3 separate regions of the Homo sapiens genome follow, and all the other regions are linked to region 2. Evidence: read pairs that join two places in POLR2A ChIA-PET (ENCODE). Cell type or tissue: MCF 10A. All regions are shown on one strand.

Region 1 (8,000 bases), 92 kb after region 2:
CTACATCATTTGTTTTGTGTCTTTAGAATGCCCTGCAGTCCCCTGGGTGAAGGGGCTTTTTCCATTGCCGTCAGGAAGAGCAGCTCTGAGCACTTAGTAATTGAAATCTATTGCCCTATTAAAGTTCTTGACTGTCTTGTCTAAATATTCAGTCCTATTGCCGAGCCCTGCACAAGAGGACAGGCCTCCCCAACTGGAGGGCTGTTGTTGGTGCCTGATTTCAAAGCTTATGGCAAAATTGAGAACTTCCTCAAGCGACACTTACTCCAAATGTGTGCATGCCTTCTTCCATTAGGTTCCCTTTTTCTTTTCAGTATGTCTTAAGGTGTTCTTTCTGTATGTTGGCATTTCATCCAAGATAGTATCTGTTATTCTATAGAACATGTGGGTGGAGACCATGGGATTTCACTTTTTATGATTTGTTTAAATTAAAAGTCACCTCATGAGTATGAGGATGTACTTTGTTGTGGCAGGATGGCTTGGAGGTTCACGTGCCTTTGTTTGACTTCTTGTAGACAGCATTTTTCATGGGAATGAAGAAGCCTTGTATTGCAACTCTCACAACAGCCTGGACTTAAATTATTTAAATGGCACTGTCACCAATGGCAGCGTGTGTAGCGTTCACAGCGTCAACTCCCTCAACTGCTCGCAAAGTTTCATCCAGGCCTCCCCTGTATCCTCCAACCTCAGTATCCCTGGGAGTGACATCATGCGGGCCGACTACATCCCGAGCCACCGGCACAGCGCGATCATCGTGCCCTCGTACAGGCCAACCCCCGATTATGAGACAGTCATGCGCCAGATGAAGAGGGGGATCCTGCATACAGACAGCCAGAGCCAGTCTCTGAGAAACCTCAACATTATCAACACCCATGCCTACAACCAGCCAGAGGATCTGGTGTACAGCCAACCGGAGATGCGGGAGAGGCACCCCTACACTGTCCCTTATGGGCCACAGGGGGTCTACAGCAACAAACTTGTCAGTCCATCTGACCAGAGGAACCCAAAGAATAATGTGGTACCAAGCAAGCCGGGGGCAAGCGCCATCTCGCACACGGTGAGCACCCCAGAGCTGGCCAACATGCAGCTGCAGGGCAGCCATAACTACAGCACGGCCCACATGCTTAAGAACTATCTCTTCAGGCCACCGCCCCCCTACCCACGGCCACGACCTGCCACCAGCACCCCAGACCTGGCCAGCCACCGCCACAAGTACGTCAGCGGCAGCAGCCCGGACCTGGTGACCCGGAAGGTGCAGCTCTCGGTGAAGACCTTCCAAGAGGACAGCTCTCCGGTGGTTCATCAGTCTCTCCAGGAGGTGAGCGAGCCCCTCACGGCCACCAAGCACCACGGCACTGTGAACAAGCGCCACAGCCTGGAGGTGATGAACAGCATGGTGCGGGGCATGGAGGCCATGACGCTCAAGTCGCTCCACCTCCCCATGGCTCGCCGCAACACGCTCCGGGAGCAGGGACCGCCCGAGGAGGGGTCAGGCAGCCACGAGGTCCCCCAGCTCCCTCAGTATCACCACAAGAAGACCTTCTCTGATGCCACTATGCTAATCCACAGCAGCGAGAGTGAGGAGGAGGAGGAGGAGGCTCCAGAATCGGTGCCCCAGATCCCCATGCTCCGGGAGAAGATGGAGTACAGTGCCCAGCTGCAGGCGGCCCTGGCCCGCATCCCCAACAAGCCCCCGCCTGAGTACCCCGGTCCAAGGAAGAGTGTGAGCAATGGGGCTCTGAGGCAGGACCAAGCCAGCCTTCCTCCCGCCATGGCCAGAGCCAGGGTGCTGAGGCATGGGCCAGCCAAGGCCATCAGCATGTCTCGGACTGACCCGCCGGCTGTCAACGGGGCCTCTCTCGGCCCATCCATCTCGGAACCCGACCTGACTAGTGTGAAGGAGCGGGTCAAAAAAGAGCCTGTGAAGGAGAGACCTGTGTCTGAAATGTTTTCCCTGGAAGACAGCATTATAGAGAGAGAGATGATGATCAGGGTGAGTGTCCTCCTCTCCCAGGGCATTTTCCAGTGTGAAAGCACATGCTTCAGGCACTGAGCAAGGGGCAGGGCTTATGCAGGGAACGTGGTAGGTTTTTAAGGAATCATTGAGCATTTAAAAGGTAGTACTTTATTACACAAAATGTTGAGTTTTTGCCCTTTCAGATAAATCTTCCATTCTCATTTGTGGCTTCTAACAGGTGTACTTGGTACGTTATTGAGGCCAGTGCCTCAGCCAGCATTTTGCTGTTTATTCAAAGCTCAGACTTCCAATTGGGTAAGCTGGTATTGGGGAAGTTCACCTTGCTGTGTCTTTTAGTGTTTTGTTTTCTTGAAGGAAAGCTGTCCCCCACATCCAGTTAGGTATTAAAGAGCAACATCCCTATACCGCCTTCTGTATAGATCCGTAAGTCAAGACTCACCAGTATTGTCTGGACTGTGATATGTCTAGCTTTGTATTCAGATTTTCTTTCAATAGATGTTTCACACAGATTCAAGAAAATTATAGTAATTGGATATATAACTTAGTAATTGGATAAATAATTCTCCATTGAACTTATTCTGTCAAAAATTCACACACATACGTGAATACACACATACATATATACATACATATTACCACTTGAAGATCCATCCTAGTACTAGACATGAATAGCTCTTCTTCATAATATGTACAGAGCCAGGTATGGTGGGGGACACCTGTAGTCCCAGCTACTTGGGAGGCTGAGGTAGGAAGAGCACTAGAAGCCAGGAGTATGAAGCCAGCCTGGGCAGTATAATGAGATCTTATCTCTAAAATAAAATAATAATAAAAAAAGAACCAGCCAGACATGATGGCAGGAGCCTGTAGTCCTAGCTAATCAGGAGGCTGAGGTGGGAGGATCGCTTGAGCCCAGGAATTCAAGGCTTTAGTGACCTATGATTTTGCCACTGCACTCCAGCCTGGATGACAGGACTAAACCTCATCGCTTTAAAAAAATATATTGTACAATTTGGGGAGACAGTTAAGTTGTCAGAACAGGACTATGCAGGCACATATAGAACAACGAAGTGAATCTGCTCTTACTAATGAGAAAATGTTTGGATTATAGCTACTTTAAAAAATCTCGACTGGGCACTGTGGCTCACGCCTGTAATCCCAGCACTTTGGGAGGCCGAGGTGGGCAGATCACAAGGTCAGGAGTTCAAGACCAGCCTGACCAACATGGTGAAACCCCATCAGTACTAAAAATACAAAAATTAGCCGTGTGTGGTGGCGTGCACCTGTAATCCCAGTTACTCAGGAGGGAGGCAGGAGAATCACTTGAACCCACAAGGCGGAGGTTGCTGTGAGCCGAGATGGCACCACTGCACTCCAGCCTGGATGACAGAGCAAGACCCCGTCTCAGAAAAACAAAAAAAAATCTCCATTGCTGCTTGCCATGAACATTTTCACTCCTTTAAAAAAAACCTATTAACTAGAACTAATCAAAGCCAGATTGACTTCTCTTCATTCACCATGGCTGCACCATAAGGTAGCCAAGCCTAATTTTAGGAACTCCGAAACAGTTGTAACTTAAAATTTGCTTTGATGGATTCCATTAGGCCACCTTCATTTCCAGGTCTTCCTAACCCATCACTGGGATTCAACCTGAAAAGAACAATCAAGGCCCAAAGTTTTAAGGAAGCCAAGTTCCTGGGGTCAGAAATTGAATCTGTAGCAACCTTGTTACTTTTGGAAAACCTTAAGAACATTCTCAACCTCACAGTTCTGGCCAGCCCCACTAGAGTAGTGCTAAGAGATTTTTATACAGATATGACTTTTTGCAAACCTAGAAGGAAATTGTGCAAGGTGTACCTTTGCCTCTAGCAAAGAAAACCTTTGGCTTGGAATGGAAGAAATGGGTAGGTGCTGTTGGGAGAGAGCTTTCCCAGCATGGAATAAAGCAATTTATTGGTAGAAAATGATTTTTCAATACTTCTTCCAGACCACTTAAAAGCAACATTAGCATCAAGAACCTATCAGTCTAAGCATTTAATTTAGCTATTTCCCCTGCCAACTTGATACTTAATGATGTCCACATGGTCCCATAACCTCATTTTGGTTGTATTCATCCTCTTCTCTTGTTACTCGTATTAAACAAATAGCCTGTAGCCAAAATCTTGGCATGGGTCTCCTCCTTAGAGCTCCTTGCATTATCACAAAGGAACAAGGAGATTTTCACTATTGTTTTTTCTCCAGATGCTTTTCCATTCCATTCATGTGGGTAATAATGACTAGCAAATTTTAGCCATTAACCTTTAGTTCAAGAAAATAATTACCCCATTTCTACTTCATTTTCCCTGTTGATTTTTTTTTCCCCCAAATCTGCTACACTCAGGAGCTCAAGGACACCGGCAGACCTTAGAGTTGGATTAGGAGCTGCTTCAGTGAGCCAGGAGGCCAGGCAAGGTGGTGACAATGCCAGTGGCTTTGAGCCCAAGATGAGTCTCCATCTGTTTTGTTTTTAATGCAAAAACTCACCCCATAGCCTAAGCAACATCCCCACAGGTCAGATACTTCTCTGCTCTCCTCACTATGGGCAGCTTTTGCCAGCTTGATGGGAATTCATGAGAGGTGATGGCCATTCTAAGGGCCCTCTTGATCAGAACACAATGAGAAACTTTTAGCAAAAGAAAACTCAGGGGCTGGCGGGGTGTGCAGGTATGGTGAGAATTTGCCCTCTGGGCAGCTCTCCTGGAGCTGCTTGTCTGTTTGATGGATGGTTCCGCCGCTTTTATAGCTTCTCATTCTGGCTCCTACTGCTTCCTTGAAGATACTTCCCTGCTTGTAGTCCCCTAGCCAGAAGTTGATGCACTGAGAAGAAAAGGCCCTCTGATCACAGATCAGAGCTTGTGAATTATTATTATTTTTTTTATCTCTGGTAACAAGCTGATAGGGTGAGTGAGAAGGATCAAAGAGACATACTTTGATTTATCACTGAGTAATAATCCTTTCCCGAGAAAGACAAGTTAATTACTTTTTGTCTTAGACCCAGTTAGGGTCACCTTACAGTGCAGGTGGAAAGAAAGCAGGACTGCTGAGAGGAGCTCAGGACCCATTTTTCAGGACTATTGCCTTCTCAAAACTTTGGAGAGCAGTGAAAATAGATTCCCAAGTGAAAGAGGTGGCAGAAATAAAAAAAAAGAAAGAAAAACTCTTTCTCCCCAAAACTAGCAGCAAGCAAACAAAGACCTAAAAATTTTAATCCAGAATCTTCCCCCAGGGGGTTCCCGAGAATTGAGAGACCAGGGTCATTTGTAAGAATATTATATCTTTTGGTGGTAAGTCCTTGGGTACTGTAAACCCAGAAAATCTGAGACAGGTCTCAGTTAATGTAGAAAGTTTATTCTGCCAAGGTTGAGGGTACACACCTGTCACACAGCCTCAGGAGGTCCTGATGACATGTGCCCAAGGTGGTCGGGGCATGGCTTGGTTTTATACATTTTAGGGAGACATGAGACATCAGTCAATATTGTTTCTGTCTGGAAAGGCAGGACAACTTGAAGCAAAGGCAGGAAGACTTGAAGTAGGGAGGGGGCTTCCACGTCACAGGTAGGTGAGAGGCAAATGGTTGCATTCTTTTGTTTCTGATTAGCCTCTCCAAAGGAGGCAATCAGATATGCATTTATCTCAGTGAGCAGAGGGGTGACTTTGAATAGAATGGGAGGCAGGTTTGCCCAAGCAGTGCCCAGCTTGACTTTTCCTTTTAGCTTAGTGATTTGGGGCCCAAGATATTTTCCTTTCACAGTGCTTTTCTCACTTTCTCCCAGTAACCTCCTCTGAGATACTCCTTTGGTTTGTCTGATGAGTCGGCTGCCACCAGGATAGGCATCCTGTTGTCAGTGTCACTCACACAGGCTTCATTCTGATTGTAGGTGACATTGTGGAGACACATGGAAGGGCGTCATGCAGTCCTCCCACCCGCAATTAGAATAATTCATAACCCTGTGGGATGGCTCCGTCAAGACCTCTTCCTGGGGAGTGAATTTATACATCATAGAATAAGGAAAAAAGTCTCTCAAGGCTTGAAAAGAAACCAAGGATTCAATGGCTCTTCATCTGTGTCAGTCAAATGAATCTGCAAATTGGTTGCCCTTCATTGTGAATCAAAATCCTAAACCCTGCAAAACTCATCTGCTTCTATGAGGAATGCCTGTGTTCTTCCCTTAACTTCAAAGACACACTTAATTTTAGGAAAGGCCCTTCGTGGCTTGCTTGAAGTGAGCATAAAGAGAGCTTTTTCATACTCGGTTAGTTTCAAGGACCTGAGGAAGCACAGCAGGAGGCTAAAAACCAGCCCTGCCCAATCCAATTTCAATTTAGAGGTGAGGGCAGAGAGGATGGAAATCAAAAAGCCACAAACCAGGACCAGGTGTAAACATCAAAACCTTTCCCTAAGTGGTCTGCTCAGTTCCGGAGTCCATGTTCCCCCATAGCTCAGTGGCATGCAGTGATGTCCCACCATTTGTGTTGGGAGGCACCGTCTCTGTTACTGTGGGCCCTCTGGGTGAAGCCTGGAGGGTGATGCCTGCGGATCATCTTAGGTGACCCCAGCCAGGCTTTGCTGTTAGTGAGTTTGCTAAACCACATCAGCTCTCAATTCTGGGGATGACACACCCTTAGGTATTCCAAGGATCAGAGATTAATTATAGAATTAACGTCCTCAGCATTAGCCCCTCAGGACGGAAACTTAGGAAGATTTTCCTCTACAGTTTATGTGTGTGGATCTCTCAATCAACAACAAACTGTTTTACAAGTTTTGCTCCGTTCCGTCTGTGCAGAAGGTCCGTCACTGTGATTGGATTAGATGGTTCATATAACCCTGTTTCTCTTTTCCTTGTCCTGTCATCTTTACCTTTCTAAAGTGTATCGCATGTACCCTATTTTGTTTTTGTTTTGTTTTGTTTTGCCCTATGGCAGGGTGTATTTGTAGGGAGTCTTTTTTCTTATTTATTGGTCTATCTAGCTAAGGAGTTAATTAAGAATAAAAGCTCAGGAGTCCTGTAGGAACTGGCTTCCAGGGGCCCAGTGGGAATAGTGGGAAGGCTGTGTTTGAATTTGCCCTACTGATGGTGATTGTCTGCATTCCTTGGCTGGGGAGTTACAGATTTGAGGAGATTAAAACACATTCCAACATTCTACTAGTATTATAAACAATGAGCACATGCCTTTTCTTGCCGCAAGAATCTAGAGAAGCAGAAGATGGCAGGCCTGGAGGCACAGAAGAGGCCGCTGATGTTGGCAGCATTGAATGGGCTCTCGGTGGCTCGAGTCTCAGGGCGGGAAGAGAATCGAGTTGATGCCACCCGGGTTCCCATGGACGAGAGGGTAAGTGGCAGGCTTGTCAATGTGACTCATTCTCTGTAGTCTTAGGATCCCAAAACACCCTCCTTGCCCGAATATGCCAGCATTGAGATTTGTGTGATGCATTCTTTCTTCAATCTGAGATTAGGAAGATCAGGTATAACTGTGTTGCATTAAATCAGTCCCTTTCAGCATCTCATGTTTCTCCATTCCGGTCTTCCTGCTTTGTCCGGTTGGCAGATCATTGGTTGACTAAAACCATCAGCCCCTAACATGCTGTATGACTTGGTCAAGTCACTCAATTTCTTTGGGCCCACTTCCTGTTTTGTAAAATGCACAAGTTAAACACTTGCAGTAGCTCTGAATTTCTGTGATTTTTGTGAGCAATTGCCACTTCTTAGGAAGTGATTATTTTATCCAAGCATTTATTTTTATTTTTAATTTTTTTAAACTTTTATTTTAGTTTTGGGGGCACATGTGAAGGTTTATTACATAGGTAAACACATGTCACAGGGGTTTGTTGTACGTATTATTTCATCACCCAGGTATTAAGCCCAGTACCCCATGGTTATCCTCTCTGCTCCTCTCCCTCCTTCCACCCTCCACCCTCAGGTAGGCCCCAGTGTCTGTTGTTTCCTTCTTTGTGTTCATAAATTCTTATCATTTAGCTCCCACTTAT
Region 2 (8,000 bases):
TGTGTTTCCTTGGGTTTCCTGCAGTATTCCGTGAAGTAGCAAGGATAATAATGGCGGTGATAGCAAACACATAACCAATGCTTACCATGTGCCAGGAATTTATAGATTATTAACTCATAACCCTCCCAACAACTCTAGGTGGTGGGGACTGTTTTCATCCCCATGTTAGAAATGCAGGGAGCGAGCCAGCTTCGGACCCATGGTTATGCAGTGTGTAAGTGGCTTAGGCATGGAAATGACTGCTTCTGGGTGAGGCTTGCTGGTGGGGCTGGAGAAACTGGTGAATGAGGCGACATTCCCAGGGAAGCTCAGTGCTGGATGCTCAGACCCAGATGGAGAGAGCTGGCAGAGTGGCTTAGCTGCTGCTCACTGTTTGGATAGGAAGTGACACCCTGGACATGGGAGAGAAGTTGAGGGAACTCACTCAGGCATGGGAGGAAGGAAACGGGGGAAAGGAAGGTGTGGAAAGCTTTGCTGAGGGAGGTCACAAGCAACAACTGTCTCTCCAGGAGAGCCCTTCTTTCTTGGCTACTTCTGTCCCTGCAGGGCGCACCTCTCCGGAAAAGAGCGAAGCAAGCTCAAGGTATGTTTATCCTCAGTGAGTTTCTTTTGATTTGATGAGTGAGTCATCTGCCCTGGCTGGAAAACCTTTCCATTTGCTTTTGTGATTGTGTTTTTCAAATTGGTTTTTGAAGAGGTTCTATGCGACATGCTCAGGTTCTCTCATTCCACAACACAGTGGTACAGTAGAATAGGCCATCTAGGTAAGAGGCTCTGGCAGGGTGCTATGGCTGGGATGGGACCCTGATTCTGCCACCATGCCTTCTGGATAGAGCTTCCTTGGGCTGAAATTGGGTCCCAGCCTCAGGGCCCCCTCCACCATGTCTGAGTAATGTCCGCTGTGGGTGAGCAAAGATAAACTGCTGATGGTATGTCATAGTTGTTTTTTGTAGAATGTGGGTGCTTGCTATTGTCATTGTTACTTTTATATCATAAGGTCATAGCTGATAACCCTCTTTCTGCGTCATATCAGCATGGTTCATTGGGTAAGAACATGGGTTCAGATGGAGCTCTGGGTTTGAACTTGATTGTCTTTAGTCACTGAGTGATCGTGGGGGGAAGTTATTTCCTCTCTTTAGCCTCAGTCCTTAGTGTGTAAAATGGGGTGATATAGTAAGAGAAGCCCTGTTGTCGTAGGGGTGTTGAGATTGTGCTCAGCAGAGTGCCCCCATCAATGTGTCTGCTTCACAAATGGCGGTGCTGATTATGGGGAATTTCCCATTCTGATTTTTAGGTGTAATAAGCTCTGACATTCCAGGACATACATCATTGTGGATATAGATACTGACAGCAAAAAGAAGTGGAATTGAAGAGTTGCAGAATGCACATCTCCCAAAGAAGGGTGGGGTGTCTTACAACAAAGCATTCCTGGCGTGACTAGACAAAGCTCATTTGAGAGTAAACCAGAGTCAGGTATTCTTCTGATGGAATTGATTATGCAAGCTGGACCAGGAAGAGTCCTTTATTTTATGCCCAATTGATGGTTCTTTATATTTTAAAGAACTTGTCATTTTACTTACAGAAAGAATTTTTCCTACTGCCTTTTAATAAGGAAGGGAAAAACTATTGCTTTTGGTTTTATCTAGTGAAATCCAAGTTCTGTTTTGGAAGGACAAAGGAGTTAGTTTGGAGGGAAAATTCTGACCCTTTTTAGTGAGCACTGTTATCTGTTTTACCAGGTTACTTTAAAAAGTATCATTTAGTAAATTTTTTTGTTTTACAAGCTCCAGCTTATTATTATGGAAATTTTAGGCACATACAAAGCTGTAGAGAATGGTGAGACCCCTGACATACCTGTCTCCCACCTTCAAGAACTGTCAACTCATAGTGGTGCCTCATCTGCAGCCCTACTCAGTTCCCAAACCCTCGTGATTTTTTAAGCAAATCCCAGACAACATTATTTTATCCATAAGTATTCAAGATGTACTTAGAATGCCTTCAGAGGAAAGTTTCGCTAAGGTCAAAAATGAAAACCTGCATGTTCTAAGTTGCTTCCTGTGGGAAAATCATGTCTCTCTGGAAATCTCAAGACAGTAATCCTTAAAGCAGGGGGTGGAGAAATGATCTTTTTAAACAATAACCAGGGGAGCTTTTTCAGACTAACTTGTCCTCCTAGAAGATTGCCTGCTGAAGCCACCCCCTTATTCCAAGAGTTCACAGAAAGTGTTAGAGATGTACAAGATAGAGAACCACCTCTTTGGGGAAAGTGCTTCCGGGTTATGGAGGCTTTTTAACCACCATGGATGGGACTTACTTAAAAATGTATTTATTTTCTTCCTTCTTAAACAGATTATGCTGGGTACTATTTAATTGTTCCTATTTACTACAGGGAGTTTTGGACACCGATTTGTATGCTGTGGAGTGTGTATGTTAATCATTTACGTGTCACCTCCCTTGTTGCCATTTTTTATCCTATGTCAATGTGCTTGTCTGTAATGACAGCCCCTTGTCTCTTTGAAATCTGTTAAGGGCTGAGAAGTCAGGTCAAGGAACTTGTAAAGAACTGTACTTAAAGTCAGAGTAAATGAACTGAGGGTGTTCTTTTGTTTCCTGAGCAAAGTGTATGATGTTGGAATTAAGGATTTGGTGATACTCAACTGCTCAAAGGATGTTTTGGCTCCATTTCTTGGTTTTTGGCTGTGTTCTACATAGATCAGGTTGCTGTGTAGCCATGTTTCATATAGGTGAGGTATTACTGTAATGAATTATAACACAGTAGGAATCTTTGTTTTCCAATTTCACATACAGCTTTAGAAAGGCTTGAAAGGTCATTTACGTGGTTAGTGCGTAAGAGAGATGGAAAATGTGTTTTAGGACAAGTTTCCATCTCACCACTGACTAAAAGTGAGTTAGGAGGGAAATAATGGAATCTTAAAATGTGCTTTTTACAGTTTTTGTTGTTGATGTTATTTTCATTAGCAACTAAAGTCAGGGGCTTGTGTTTTAAACTTTGCAGAAAAAGCTTTACTTGGCTAAAAATAATTTGATGTATGGATATGATTTGGGTACTGTACAGCTCTAAAACTGATTGATAGAAGAAACTAATAATCTCATTTGCACTGCACAAAACTAATTTCCTTTCTGCCTTCCTTTAAAGGAAAATAAGAGTAGACATTTTTAGTATTCTTTTATTTCCCATCCCCTCCCACCTCATCCCTTCTTTTAGCCTTTCCTTAGGAAAATGACCTAGTACTATCAAAACTGAGCTGTGCCCTATGCAGGTTTATACACAGCACAGACTAGTTGCATCAGTTTTTCCTTTCTTACACCCTCACCAAGATTACATAGCTCTGTGAGATGTCCTTGGGAGTTGTAATAGTATGGAATGCTGGAGAAATTCCAAAGACTGTTGGTAAATATAGGATGCAATTGAATAGCAGTTAGCTTCTTTTGGTGATTTCAGAACTTATCTTTAAGAAAAAAAATAAAGAGTTAAGTATACATAGCATAGCATGGGAACTAAAAAGAAAGTGCGGTGACCATGTTTAGGATTTGGATTTGAACTTCTGTCTTTCATTTGCCTGTGCAGGTAATTCAATAAAAGACTAAACACAGACTGTGCTGGTAATTCAATAAAGAGGAATACGCTGCATTTGGTTGATATTTGTGAAAGATCTCTCCTCTGCTTATCCATCATATTTAAAGATTTACTTGCTCTGCCAAATGACCTTTTCTAAATTGTGAGAAAGCTGTCTTTCTTTGCTTTGTGTTTTTAACTTTGAAATTTTTTTTAATTAAAAATGAGAGAACAAAATACTGGAAATCCACAGTTAATAGGTAAAGATCGAAACTTACACTTTAGAGCTTAGGAAGCTGATTGACTACTCAGAAGTGAATTTTAGAAGTGCCTGAAGGTTTTCTGTATGTTCTCTTGCAATGTAGCCTATTCTATATAAAAGACCTTTAAGATGTGATGTTTACAGAGCAAATATCTCAACGAATTGCTTTCAGCAAGCATGGGCACACTACAACACTTTTTATCATCTCAGTAGTTCCATTGTATTTGTTGCAAGGAACGTGTCTGGATCTGCAATCTCTGTCTGTGAGAATACCCCCAGTATAAGACAGATCAGGGGCTAGAAAAGGAAAACTTGGGTGGTGGGAATGTTCTTTTGGAAACCCAAGTTCAATTTTTTCCCCTGAAAAAGCATGAGTCAGTGGAATAACTTAACTCTCATCCCTTTTCTCTGTAGCTTAACCCTCTCTTAAGAAGCCAGAATTCAGACCCATCTAAGGTTCCAGATTCCTTAAATGATTTGAAGAGTCACTGAGGTCATGCTGGAGACTCCTGCCCTGCCTTAATGTCAAAAAGCTAGTGATCTCAGGATTCATTCTTTCTTCATAATGACTGTGTTAGTCTGTTCTTGCATGGCTATGAAGAAATACCTGAGACTGGGTAACTTACAAGAAAAGGGATTGAATTGGCTCATGCTTCTGCAGGCTGTACAGGAAGCATGGCACCAGCATCTGCTCTGCTTCTGGTGAGGGCCTCAGGGAGCTTTCAATCATGGTGGAAGGTGAAGGAGGGGAGCAGGCATCGCATATGGCAGGAGAGGAGGGGGCAAGAGAGCGAGCGGGGTCAGGGGAGGTGCTAGACTTTACAACAACTAGATCTCGGGAGAACTCAGTATCCTGAGGATAGCACCAAGCCAGAAGGGATCCACCCCTATGACCTGAACACCTCTGATATCGGGGATTACAATTCAACATGTGATTTGGTGAGGACATATATTCAAACCATATCAATGAGAAACATTTATTTCACTTCCTGCCATGTATAAAGCTCCATGTTATGATTATAGAAGGTTACAAAGCTGACGCCCACACAGGTCTTTCCCTTCAGGACTCTGACTGGGGAGGTGAGACACACCTGAGAGTGATTGTAGGATGAGAGACTCTGTGATACACCAGGAGCTGTAGAGACATGGCCTCATGGATTTTATAAGACCAAGGGAATGTCATATCAATTTCCCCTGGGGAAAAAAAGAACAATGGGCAACACTGGATGATATACACATGCTGTTGGCTAGAATAAGAAATCTTCTTCCCACCCAGGATGGGCTCTTCAGAGGACATTTAGTCTAAGATTCTCTCCTTTATGCTTCAGGTGTCTGAGTTTGTGGGATAACCAGGTAGCCGTGGTTGGACTAAGAGAATGCATGATTCAGCATTCTACTCGGTCAGTTTTTCCATGGGATTGTCATAGCTTCATGTTAAACTCTATGCTTTGCCACCTCACCCCCCACCTTCATTTTTAACCTTTTAAAAGACTTTCTCTACAGTAGGTCAAGTACTCAATTTCCTCTTTGCACAACTGCTTGGCCATGCTTTGAGCAAACCTAGCATACTCTGAAACTATGAGAAGAGTAGGAAGGGAACTTGTCCACACTTTCTGAGTGCTCACTAGCACTGTTTTCTCATTTACTTCTCACAAATAGGTAGGGTATGTATTAACTTCATAAGTGAGTAGACTGAGGCTAAAAGAGGATAAGTACTTTGCCATTCATTCTGCCCCTCTCTGGTTAAAGCCAGTACTTGCATGAAAGTTTGTGCATGTTCCTATCCCTAATAGTAAACCTTGGTTCTTAGAACCCCTCAGCTCAACTTCAGTCGAGTGAGTATTTTTCCCTTTCTTTAGTCTTTAGTTTTCGGTTTCCAGTTGCTTTACTGAGACAAAGACCCTAGAAGTTGAAGAGTCCAGGGTTTACTGCACTTTCCCTGTCATTCCCCCTGTACTTTGTATTCCAAATTACTTTCATCACGGAAAGGTGAAAGTCTAAGTCTTTAAAAAAAAAAAAAAGATTTAGGGGGTTCAAGTGTAGTTGTTTTTTTGTTTTGTTTTTTTTTTTTTTGAGATGGAATTTTGCTCTTGTCACCCAGGCTGGAGTGCCGTGGTGTGATCTTGGTTCACTGAAACCTCTGCCTCCCAGGTTCAAGTGATTCTCCTGTGTCAGCCTCCCGAGTAGCTGGGATTACAGGCACCTGCCACCATGCCCGGCTAATTTTTATATATATATATTTTTTTTAGTAGAGATGGGGTTTCGCCATGTTGGCCCGGTTGGGCACTCAAGTGCAGTTTTTTTTTTTTTTTTTGAGATGGAATTTCACTCTTATTGCCCAGGCTGGAGTGCAGTGGCACGATCTCGGCTCACTGCAACCTCTGCTTCCTGAGTTCAAGTGACTCTCCTGCCTCAGCCTCCCGAGTAGCTGGGATTACGGGCATCTGCCACCACACCCGGCTAATTTTTTGTATTTTTAGTAGCGATGGGGTTTTACCATATTGGCCAGGCTGGTCCTGAACTCCTGATCTCAAGTGATCCACTCGCCCCGGCCTCCAAAAGTGTTGGGATTACAGGCCTGAGTCACCGTGCCTGGCCAAGTGCAGTGTTTTTACGTGGCTATATTGCATAATGGTGAAGTCTGGGCTTTTAGTGTAACCATTACCCCAATAGTGTCCCAGGCTACTTTTCTTTATAAGATGCGCCTAGGAAAAAGAGGGTTAGAAGATTGTTTTGAAATTAGAAAAAAATCACAGTATTGAAAAAAATTAGGAGTCAGCATTGTTAGCTTTATGATCTATATTTTACTTAGAAATAGAGTCTTGCTGTATTGCCTAGCTGGAGTGCAGTGGCATGATTATAGCTCACTGCAGTCTCAAATTCCTGGGCTCAAGTGATCCTCCTGCCTCAGCCTCCCAAGTAGCTGAGACTACAGGTGCACAAAACCATGTCCAGCTATTTTTATTTTTTATTTTGTAGGGTCAAAGTCTCGCTATTTTGCCCAGGCTGTTCTTGAATTCGTGGACTCAAGTGACCCTCCCACTTTGGCCTCCCAGATATGTATAGTTTCTTTAATTTCTATAAATGGGTCTCAGCAAGAGTTGCAGCTTTGTAGTATTTATTAGATATGTTCTTAAAGAATAGATCAATAAAACTATATATTAAGTAACTTATTTCTGTTTATTTTTTAAAAATAGACTCGATTTTTGGGAGCACTTTTAGGTTCACAGAAAAATTGAAAGGAAGTCTTAAAGATTTCCCACATACCCCCGCCTTTCCCCATGCGCCCCCACTATCACCATCCCCCTACTAGAGTGGTTCCTTGGTTACAATTATTGAACCTAAATTGACCCATCTCTAGCACCCAAAGTCCATAGTTTCCATTAGGGCTCACTCTGACTTTTTATTTTTAATGGACCTTTCTCTTAAAAAAAAAAATTACAGTAAATATAATGAGGGCTCTATACTTTTATCTCTTTTGAAAAACAGTTTTTATTAGGAAAATCTAAAGTGTCTAAACCTGTGACCTTTCTATGAGCATGTGGCATTTAGTTCCAGATTTTATAATGTATGTGTGATAAAATGAATATGATGGGGCCCCAGAGAGCCACATGGGGAAAGTTGGAAAGGTTCCAGGAGCCAGACTATTTAACAGAAAGGAGATGCTTAGAGTGGATTTCACATCAAGTCCATTTTATAGTGGATATTTTGCTCCCTGCTCTAATGACAAAGCAGAGGTATTCCTATTGGACATAAAATATAGGAGGGAGCTGAGTTTGAGGTGGAACTCTACGCCTGTGTGAATGGCTAAAAGATGGAATTTTAACATATGTGCAATGGCTTTTTTGAGAGCTTAAAAGTAGTGGATAAATTCATAGAATATAAAAATGTTGAAATGAAAGGGACTAAGAGATCTTCTTCTCTAATCCTATTGTTATAGATTAGTGTCAAGCAGATTGTTTACCTGGAATAATTTAGGTGTAGCCTTTCCTAAAGGTAAGAGATGCCTTAAATGAGTGCCTGAAAGTTCTTTCCAGAAGCATGGCTCTGTGGCTGTGCAAATTCTGGGTGAAAATGTCATGAGCTTTTAATGTAGGTAAATGATGTGTGTGTTAGAGGTGAAAAAAATGTGTTTCTAGCTCTGAGGAAGTTTAGTGTCAA
Region 3 (8,000 bases), 50 kb after region 2:
GAGAGAATTTGAATACCTACTTAGTACTTCTCTTCTGGAGAGTGCTCTCCTTTGAATATGGCCTGATGCCCGCAGGGTGTGCCCCGTACAGCCACTGACTGCCCCACACTGGCATCTTCCCTGGGCTTCACGCCCCTGAATTTTTGGTTCCTAAAGAGACATTTAATGCGCTCCTATTCTGGTTTCTAATGAGAGAGTTTTAAGTTCTTAAGTCTAGGATGAAAAGGAGGAGTGTGTTTGTAGCAGCCTTCTTTCATGAAATGAAAGAATTGAAGAATTTCTCTGATTTGGGAATTATAGTTCTCTGCTTGGCAATCCTCCATCCCTCTACCCATGTCCTAAACAAAAGGTTTCCTATATTTATGTGTAGTTACTTGTCACTTTGGCCATCATTTTTTTTTTTCTCTAGGAAGTTACAGTTTCTAACTTAAAGTTTACTATGTGTCAAGAGTTATAAAAGATGGTCTTGTAGAAACTAAGGCAATTAGAAAACTAAAACTCTAAAAGAAGAAAGGATGTTCAAAATGATTTTTAAATTGCATTTAACAAATGAAGTATCTCCTCCTTTAATCCTAGAGCCTCAAGAAGGGTTTGAAAGGAAGAATTGTAGAGAGACATTTCCATGCTTGAAAATATCAAGCATGATTTTGGCAGAAATCACAGCATAGGAAGATACTAGATTCTTGGGCAGTGAGATGTTTGCTGGTTTGGTATTTTATCTCTGGCAGTTGTTGCCACATTTGATGTCTTCAGCTGCTTTGAAGATTCTGCAAAAGAAAATTATTCATTTCTAACATTAAAAATTCATTATGTTGTCAATGGATTCATGTTGTGATCTGTTTATAGCCTTCTGTAGTTTTTTTCTCTTCTTCCTTCCTTTTTTTTTTTTTTTTTTTTTTTTTTGCGATTTATGCTCCAGATTGTAGAAACTATAGACTAACCTACTACACAGGCACAATGTTGTAATAAAAGAGCACTTGACTGTAAAATCAGAAGACTTGGCAAGTCACCTACCCCCTGGGAGCCTCCGTTTCCCCGTGGATAAATGGGATAGTGGCTATCTTGCAGGGTTGTTGCGAATATTAAATGACAGGAAATATTATACATGACAATTCTTGGAAAACAACTGCGCAAATGCAAAGGGCTATCATTGTTAATAACTATTTGAAGGCTCTGATTTCTTAATATCTAGAGAAATTGATAAAAATTCCAATTGTGGAGAATTCAGTTCTTCCAAAGCTTTTGATAGACATGTGGTGTGTTTTTATTATTTTTTTCATAGTACACTAGGAACAACGTAAAGTTTCTTTCAGCCAGTATGTAATTGACTGTCTTTTAAATATGTGGCCATAATAATATCCTGCTTTAATGTGAATGCATAGTAAGGCGGTCTGTTGGGGGAAATACAGACATGAACAAGGCAGTCTTATAAAACAGCAAAGGAGGCAAAATAGATGCACATAATTAAGTTGTTTGATCAGTACCATGTTAGAGTTACAAAATCAATGGGAACACAGAGGGCGGAATGAGTTATTCCAATTTGTTGACTGGGGAAAGGCTTTATATTATGTAATACCTAGAGTGTAGGTGATTTTGTTTTTTTCTTTCTGCTGAGTCCAGTGTTGTTTTATGCCACCTATTTGGGTGGCTAACTTCCAGAAAAGCATTCTTTTTTACCCACTGGGTGTCTCTGAGTCAGTAAATGATCATAATGCTTTTTGTGCAACTACCAAGTCTAGGATCATCTACTGAGTCTGTGAATTGTAGAATAGAGAGAGGTGGTTCCCGCCTTCAAGGTACTTCTGGGCTAGTAGGGTGCTAAATAGAGATTGATGGGCTGGATGGACCTGGTGGCCCATGGCTGTAATCCCAGCGCTTTGGGAGGCCGAGGCAGGTGGATCACTTGAGGCCAGGAATTCGAGACCAGCCTGGCCAACGTGGCATAACCTCTGCCTCTACTAAAAAAAAAACAGAGATGGATAGGCATGTTATCATTACAAATGCATAAAATCTTTAATATTAAATTGCTGTGATTGGGGAGAGGCTGAACATGGATCATAGTGGCCACATGGAATGTAGGGTGGGCGGGCCGGGCACGGTGTCTCACACCTGCAATCCCAGCACTTTGGAAGGCCAAGGCATGGAGATCGTCTGAGGTCAGGAGTTCAAGACCAGCCTTGCCAACATGGCAAAACTGCATCTGTACTAAAAATACCAAAAATAAAAAATAATAAAACAAAGTTAGCCAGGTGTGGTGGCACACACCTTTAGTCCCAGCTACTCGGGAGGCTGAGGCAGGAGAATCACTTGAACCCGGGAGATGGAGGTTGCAATGAGCCAAGATTGCATCACTGCACTCCAGCCTGGGCAACAGAGCAAGACTCTGTCTAAAAAAAAAAAAAAGAAAGAAAGTGGGGTGTCCCACTCAATTGTCTCACCACAGGTCCATGCTATGGAAATTAAAGTCATCCAGCAGGATCTCCGAATTATCTCTCATATTGCTGACTTCTGAGCAGATAGCCCCTATTTTGCTATTTCTGATAAACATTCCATCCAGCTTTTGTGTTTGTTTGTTATGTCTGTGTTTTCAAACGTTCTTTTAATATGGGTTACTTGTGTGGTACTCTGATTTTTTTTTTTTTTAATAGAGTCTCACTCTGTTGCCCAGGCTGGAGTGCAGTGGTGCAATCTCGGCTCACTGCAACCTCCACCTCCCAAGTTCAGGCAATTCTCTGCCTCAGCCTCCTGAGTAGCTGGGATTACAGGCGCCCGCCACCACACCCAGCTACTTTTTGTATTTTTCATAGAGATGGGGTTTCACCATCTTGGCCAGGCTGGTCTTGAACTCCTGACCTTGTGATCCACTTGCCTCAGGCTCCCAAAGTGCTGGGATTACAGGCATGAGCCACCGTGCCCGGCCAGTACTCTGATTTTTTGTTGTTACTGTTTTGTTTTGAAACTGAGTCTCACTCTGTCACCCAGGCTGGAGTGCAGTGGCGCGAACTCTGCTTACTACAACCTCCGCCTCCCAGGTTCAAGCGATTTTTCTGCCTTAGCCTCCCTAGTAGCTGGAATTACAGGCGTGAGCCACCATGCCTGGCTAATTTTTGTATTTTTAGTAGAGACGTGGTTTCACCATGTTGGCCAAGCTGGTCTTGAACTCCTGACCTCAAATGATCCACCCACCTCGGTCTCCCAAAGTGCTGGGTTTACAGGCATGAGCCACAACGCCCTGCAGGTACTCAGATATTTTTAAGCTGTGAATATGAGAAAATGCGCCTTCAGTGATTAAGAGAGCATGGGGTGAGTAGGGGCACCTGCAGTGATGAAGCACGAAAGCCTAGAAGCCAGCAATTAGAAATTTTCAAAATTTAGACTGGCCAGTAAACAAAGCATCAACCAAAGTTTAAAGTTAGGCTTGGCTGGCTCTTAGGGACAAAACTTGGAAAGTGGGCTCATGGTTACAGTGACAGAGATGCTGGAGTAAGGAATGTAGATGGCACTCCCATCCATACAGAGTCTGTGGTCACCGGAAGTGTGCCTAGCCATATGACTTAACATGGGCTGGGAATTTCTTTTTCTTATCTTTCTTTTTTGGGGGGTGTTGCGGGGAGACAGTCTCATTCTGTTGCTCAGCTTGGAATGCAGTGGTCCAATCACAACTCACCGCAGCCTCCAAACTCCTGGGCTCAATTGGTTCTCCCACCTCCACCTCCTGAGTAGCTGGGACAATAGGTGCATGCCATCACGTCCAGCTAGTTTGGCTGACTTTCCTTCCCCTCCCTCCCCCCTTTCCCTCTTCCCTTTCCTTTTTTGTTTCTTTTGGGTTTTGCCATGTTGCCCAGGCTGGTCTGGGCTGAAGCGATCTCCTCACCTCAGCCCCTCAAAGTGCTGAGATGACAGACATGAGCCTCTGCTTTTGGCAGGAAATTCTATTCTTTCCATTTTTGTCATAGTCTCGAGGGATATAGAATTAAGTATTTACTTCCATTGCCTCATTCGTTCATCAGACATTTATTAAGCACATAGTTTTCCTACTCATTTCTGGGACATTACTTCATCGACAGAGAGTTGACATCTTTTAGCAGTTGCTTACCTGTGAAAAGGTAGGGACTACCTTTAATTAGGGATTCTAGGGAAGAACTTGTGCCCATTCACAGAGATGATCTTCTTGCCTTTCATTTGTTGATTTTTATGTATTTTATCCTTCAGACCAGGCATATCAGTAATAACAGCACTGTATTTCCGCCTGGTAGCTCACCAAAGCTTCAAGGATGTTATGCAGAATCCTTAGCCGGGAACGTGGCCGTTTACCAGGAAGACAGATCTTTGGGCAATTGACTCACCCGGCTTCCAGATATAATTTGAGTTCCCTTTTCCCACAGTGAGTTGTAGGTAATATTATGAACACACGATTTTCAGGGCAGGCAGATATGTATTTTGAGCTGATGAGTCAAGACATATTTATTGCTAGTGTAAGAGGGATGAGGCTCCGTAGTTGACAGCTGCAATTTAGAGGAGTAGTTTTGGTTGGCCGGTTAGCATGGAGCATTGGTGTTCCCTGATCTGTGCTCCTTTTGCCCACCTGGTTTAATGCTGTTGGTCCCTGACTGTGATTCATCCTTGAGTTCTTTCTTTGCTGCATGGTGGCTCAGAGATCAGTTTAAGTCATTTAAAAATAAATAAACATTTCACACTGAATGAGTAGTTTTGCTCTTTGCATAAAGACAAGTTTCCCAAGACTTCCTGCTTGATGTGTGATGAGTTCCATTTCTAGAATTTTTAGGCGCTCTTTCATATTATAGAAATAACATCTAATAGCTTTGCTAGGAGGTGATTAATCTTCCTCCCTTTCTCCCTCCTTTCTTCTGTCTTTGTCTCTCTGTCAGTATTTCATCTACTCAGAAATGTTTATTGAGCTTCTACTTAGTGCCAGGTACTGATCACGACAGAGTTGGGGAGGCGCTGGTGCCAGTGCAGGAGAGGCCTGGGGGAAGTATAGTGGCGGATGTGAAAGGGTTCACTAACTTGTTGAGAGGGTTTGGGAAGCTTTTGGAGAGGAGATACATTTCCTCTGAGCCTTGGAGCATGGACAGATGATTGGGCAAATGGAGGATAGGCAAGGGTGGTTAGACCAAGGAAATGGCGAGGAGGCAGGAAAGAACATGGCAACTATTGGGGAGCACCGCACACTTACGACAGCTCAGGTATGGGGTGTGTGGTGAGATATGAAGTTGGAAAAAAAAATAGTTTTGACTGGATCGTGAAGAGCCTGGTGTATTGTGTCAAGAGTTTGGATTTTTTCCTGATTAGGATCATTGGGTGTTTTGTTCTGATTTTTTTGAGCTAAAATCCACATAATGTAAATTCACCATTAAATTTTTTTTTTCTCCTCACCCTTTCTTATGGTGCTGAGTAAATCCATCATTTTAACCACTTTAAAGTATACAATTCAGTGACTTTTAGTGTTTTAACAAAGTTGTGCAGCCACTGTCACTGTCTAATTTCAAAATGTTAGCAGGCATTCCTCAGCCTCTTCTTCCCTCAACCTCTGGCAACCATTCGTCTATTTTCTGTCTCTATGAATTTGCCTATTCTGGACATTTCTTATGAATGGAATCACACAGATGTGACTCTTTGTGTCTGGCATCTTTTACTTAGCATAATGCCTCAGAGTTCATCCATGTTACAGCATGTATCAATATATCATTCTTTTTATGGCTGAATAATATTCCATTGTTTGAAGAGACCGCATTTTGTTTATCCATCCATCAGGTGTTAGACTTTTGGGTTGTTTCCTCTTTTTGGCTGTTGTGAATAACATTGCCATTCATGTATCAGTTTTGGTGTGAACATGTGTTCTCAGTTTGTGTGGCTATATACTGAGGAGCATAATTGCTGAATCATGTGATAATTGTATGTTTAACTTCTGAAGGAACTGAAAAACTTTCCCAAGTCATTGGAGATTTTTAAGACAGATCAAAACAGACTCATTTCATTTTAACATCAAACACTTTAGCACAGTATTTTCTTTCGATGCTAACTATTTCTACTTCTGTTGGCATGTTTTCCTAATTCAGGGCATCACAGCCCTCAGCAGGGAACCATGTCGGGCCCTTTTAAATGCTATGGATTGATTGCTATAAAGAAATCTGTACCCAATAGCATAGGATAGGACAGAAAGAAGTGGTGTCAGGACATTCTCTCTCCCTGTATGGTGTATTTCAGAAATGAGTTTTTCTTTTCTAAACAGAACCCCTGATTAGATGATAGGCTACTATTAGGGAATTTATTATACTTATAAACAGTACTTGGATTCCCTGTAATTTGTTATAATTAATGCAAGAGTTCAAGAGCAGAAAGCAAGGATCAGGTCGTGGCATGTCTTTCTCTTTTGCAACACCTTGCTATCATTGGCTTTTTTTCACTAGTTAAGGCCTGTGTGTGTCTTTGTATGCATTTAAACAAATATTATCCTTTTTAGGAAATAATTGCAATCCTTTGGCTCATTGAAACTGAAGGAATCTTATTAAGAAGTTGGGTGTCTCTGGCAAAATAGGGTATTTATTGATCAATGAATGTTGAAAACTTCTAGACTTGAACGTTTGCCAAGAAAATCTTGTCTGTGTTTGGGTATATGCACATGCTTTTCTTCTCATGCATGTACATGTATTAGCTTATAGTATGAAAAAGCCTAGAAGAAAAACTTTCCCTTTTAAGGGTATCTTTGCTAGAGTTTTAGTTGTAGCTTTTCCTTTTGTTTGTTTGTGTTTTCCCCCTCCCTATGGGGTTATTTCAGTTTTGCATAGTTGCAGGAGTATTCGCTTTGTAGTTTGTTAGACAGTGCAGACTTTTAATTGACTGTCAACTTGAACAGTCATTAAATGTAAAAGCTTTTAGATAGTGCATGGGTCAGGTACCAAACGCATTATTAGACTTTAATAGTCATAAACTGAAATTCTTCTCAAGAGTTTTGAGGATAGAGGGATGGAGGGAGGGAGGCATTCAGGTTTATCTGGTTGCATGCCTGCATACATAGTATTTATCTGGTCCTGGCAGACAGAGAACAGCATGGGCCACCCTGTCCTTTATCTGGATTTACAGCTGTGAACACCCGCTGGAATGGATGGAATGTGTTGGTTCCTTCCTATGGGTATCTCTGTCAATCTAAGATTTTAAATTATTCCCCTTTGCTCTCCTGTACCCCAGGACTCTAGGACTACTTGTCTCTTTTCCCTCTTTTTTTTGTCTTTTATAGTAGAGAAACGTTTCCATTTGCAGAATATAACATCAGCCAGAAACCAATGCTGTCTGGCACTTTGGTACATGCTGCACTTGGGAGAACTGGGTTCCAGTACATTCTAGCAAGATTCCTCTGATATTGCTAGTTATGAAGAAAGTTTTCTAGTGAGGAAAGCACATTTTAAGTCTTACCCTGCTCTTCATAACAGTGACAGGACAATTTGTCTTTCCGGGTCCTGGTCTGGTCCTCCACTCCAGTAGTTTTATGGAAAGGCTTCAAAAAGTGAGGAATTTAAGGATGGCCCCTCTCTCCAAATTGTCACATCCCTACTGACCGTGCCTATGGGGAGAGATAAGTTGGTTTAACTAAATTTGAACTCTAGAGGAGGGAAGAGCAGACCAGGAGCCGTGTGTGATGATAATGATTCTGCAGGTTGGTAGTTACAGCTTACAGAGTGCTTTCACTAACCTGTTTTTCAAATTAGGAAAGAAAGTTTTCTTTCTTACTCAGACCTCCTTGAGAGTAGGGGGAGAAGGAGTAATGAATAGTTGATATGTGCTATTAAATTTGGATAACATTTTTTATGATCGATAATATAGAAGCTGCTCAGTGCAAACAAGTAAACGCCTGTGTGTGATACTGACGATGAATTGCATTTTACTTTTTAAAAATCTGCATTTAGAAATATATACACATAAGGGCCCAGTTTGTACCTGCTGTTGGACATAGCCACTCCTTCCAGATGGGAGCCTACAAT

What was found. ChIA-PET counts read pairs that join two places held together with the same protein. Peaks named below come from ENCODE experiments on the same cell type or tissue, not always from the same donor. Only the 100,000 strongest peaks of a DNase experiment are listed, where the experiment ranks them.
Region 1: POLR2A ChIA-PET joins it to region 2 with 10 read pairs; 4 of 35 experiments call an interaction of 5 or more read pairs at or near these places.
Region 3: POLR2A ChIA-PET joins it to region 2 with 19 read pairs; 7 of 35 experiments call an interaction of 5 or more read pairs at or near these places.

The regions. Positions count from the first base shown.
Region 1 is chr1:214,377,304-214,385,303 of GRCh38, reverse strand. PTPN14 (protein tyrosine phosphatase non-receptor type 14) reads left to right here. Exons shown (of 19, transcript NM_005401.5): 13 at 516-1,993; 14 at 7,202-7,345. Among named protein-coding and RNA genes, the nearest start is that of SMYD2, 100 kb to the right of the region's middle. RefSeq lists enhancers at 3,971-4,470, 4,471-4,972. In MCF 10A, no CTCF peak of the experiment used is centred here; no DNase peak of the experiment used is centred here.
Region 2 is chr1:214,468,938-214,476,937 of GRCh38, reverse strand. All of the region lies in intron 1 of PTPN14 (protein tyrosine phosphatase non-receptor type 14), which reads left to right. Among named protein-coding and RNA genes, the nearest start is that of PTPN14, 79 kb to the left of the region's middle. In MCF 10A, no CTCF peak of the experiment used is centred here; DNase peaks (open chromatin) are centred at 567, 3,347 and 4,427.
Region 3 is chr1:214,418,936-214,426,935 of GRCh38, reverse strand. The region is part of intron 3 of PTPN14 (protein tyrosine phosphatase non-receptor type 14); the gene reads left to right. LOC124904508 (a long non-coding RNA gene) reads right to left here. Exons shown (of 3, transcript XR_007066875.1): 2 at 7,957-8,000; 3 at 6,964-7,582. Among named protein-coding and RNA genes, the nearest start is that of PTPN14, 130 kb to the left of the region's middle. RefSeq lists an enhancer at 6,823-7,385. In MCF 10A, no CTCF peak of the experiment used is centred here; DNase peaks (open chromatin) are centred at 1,655, 4,465 and 6,405.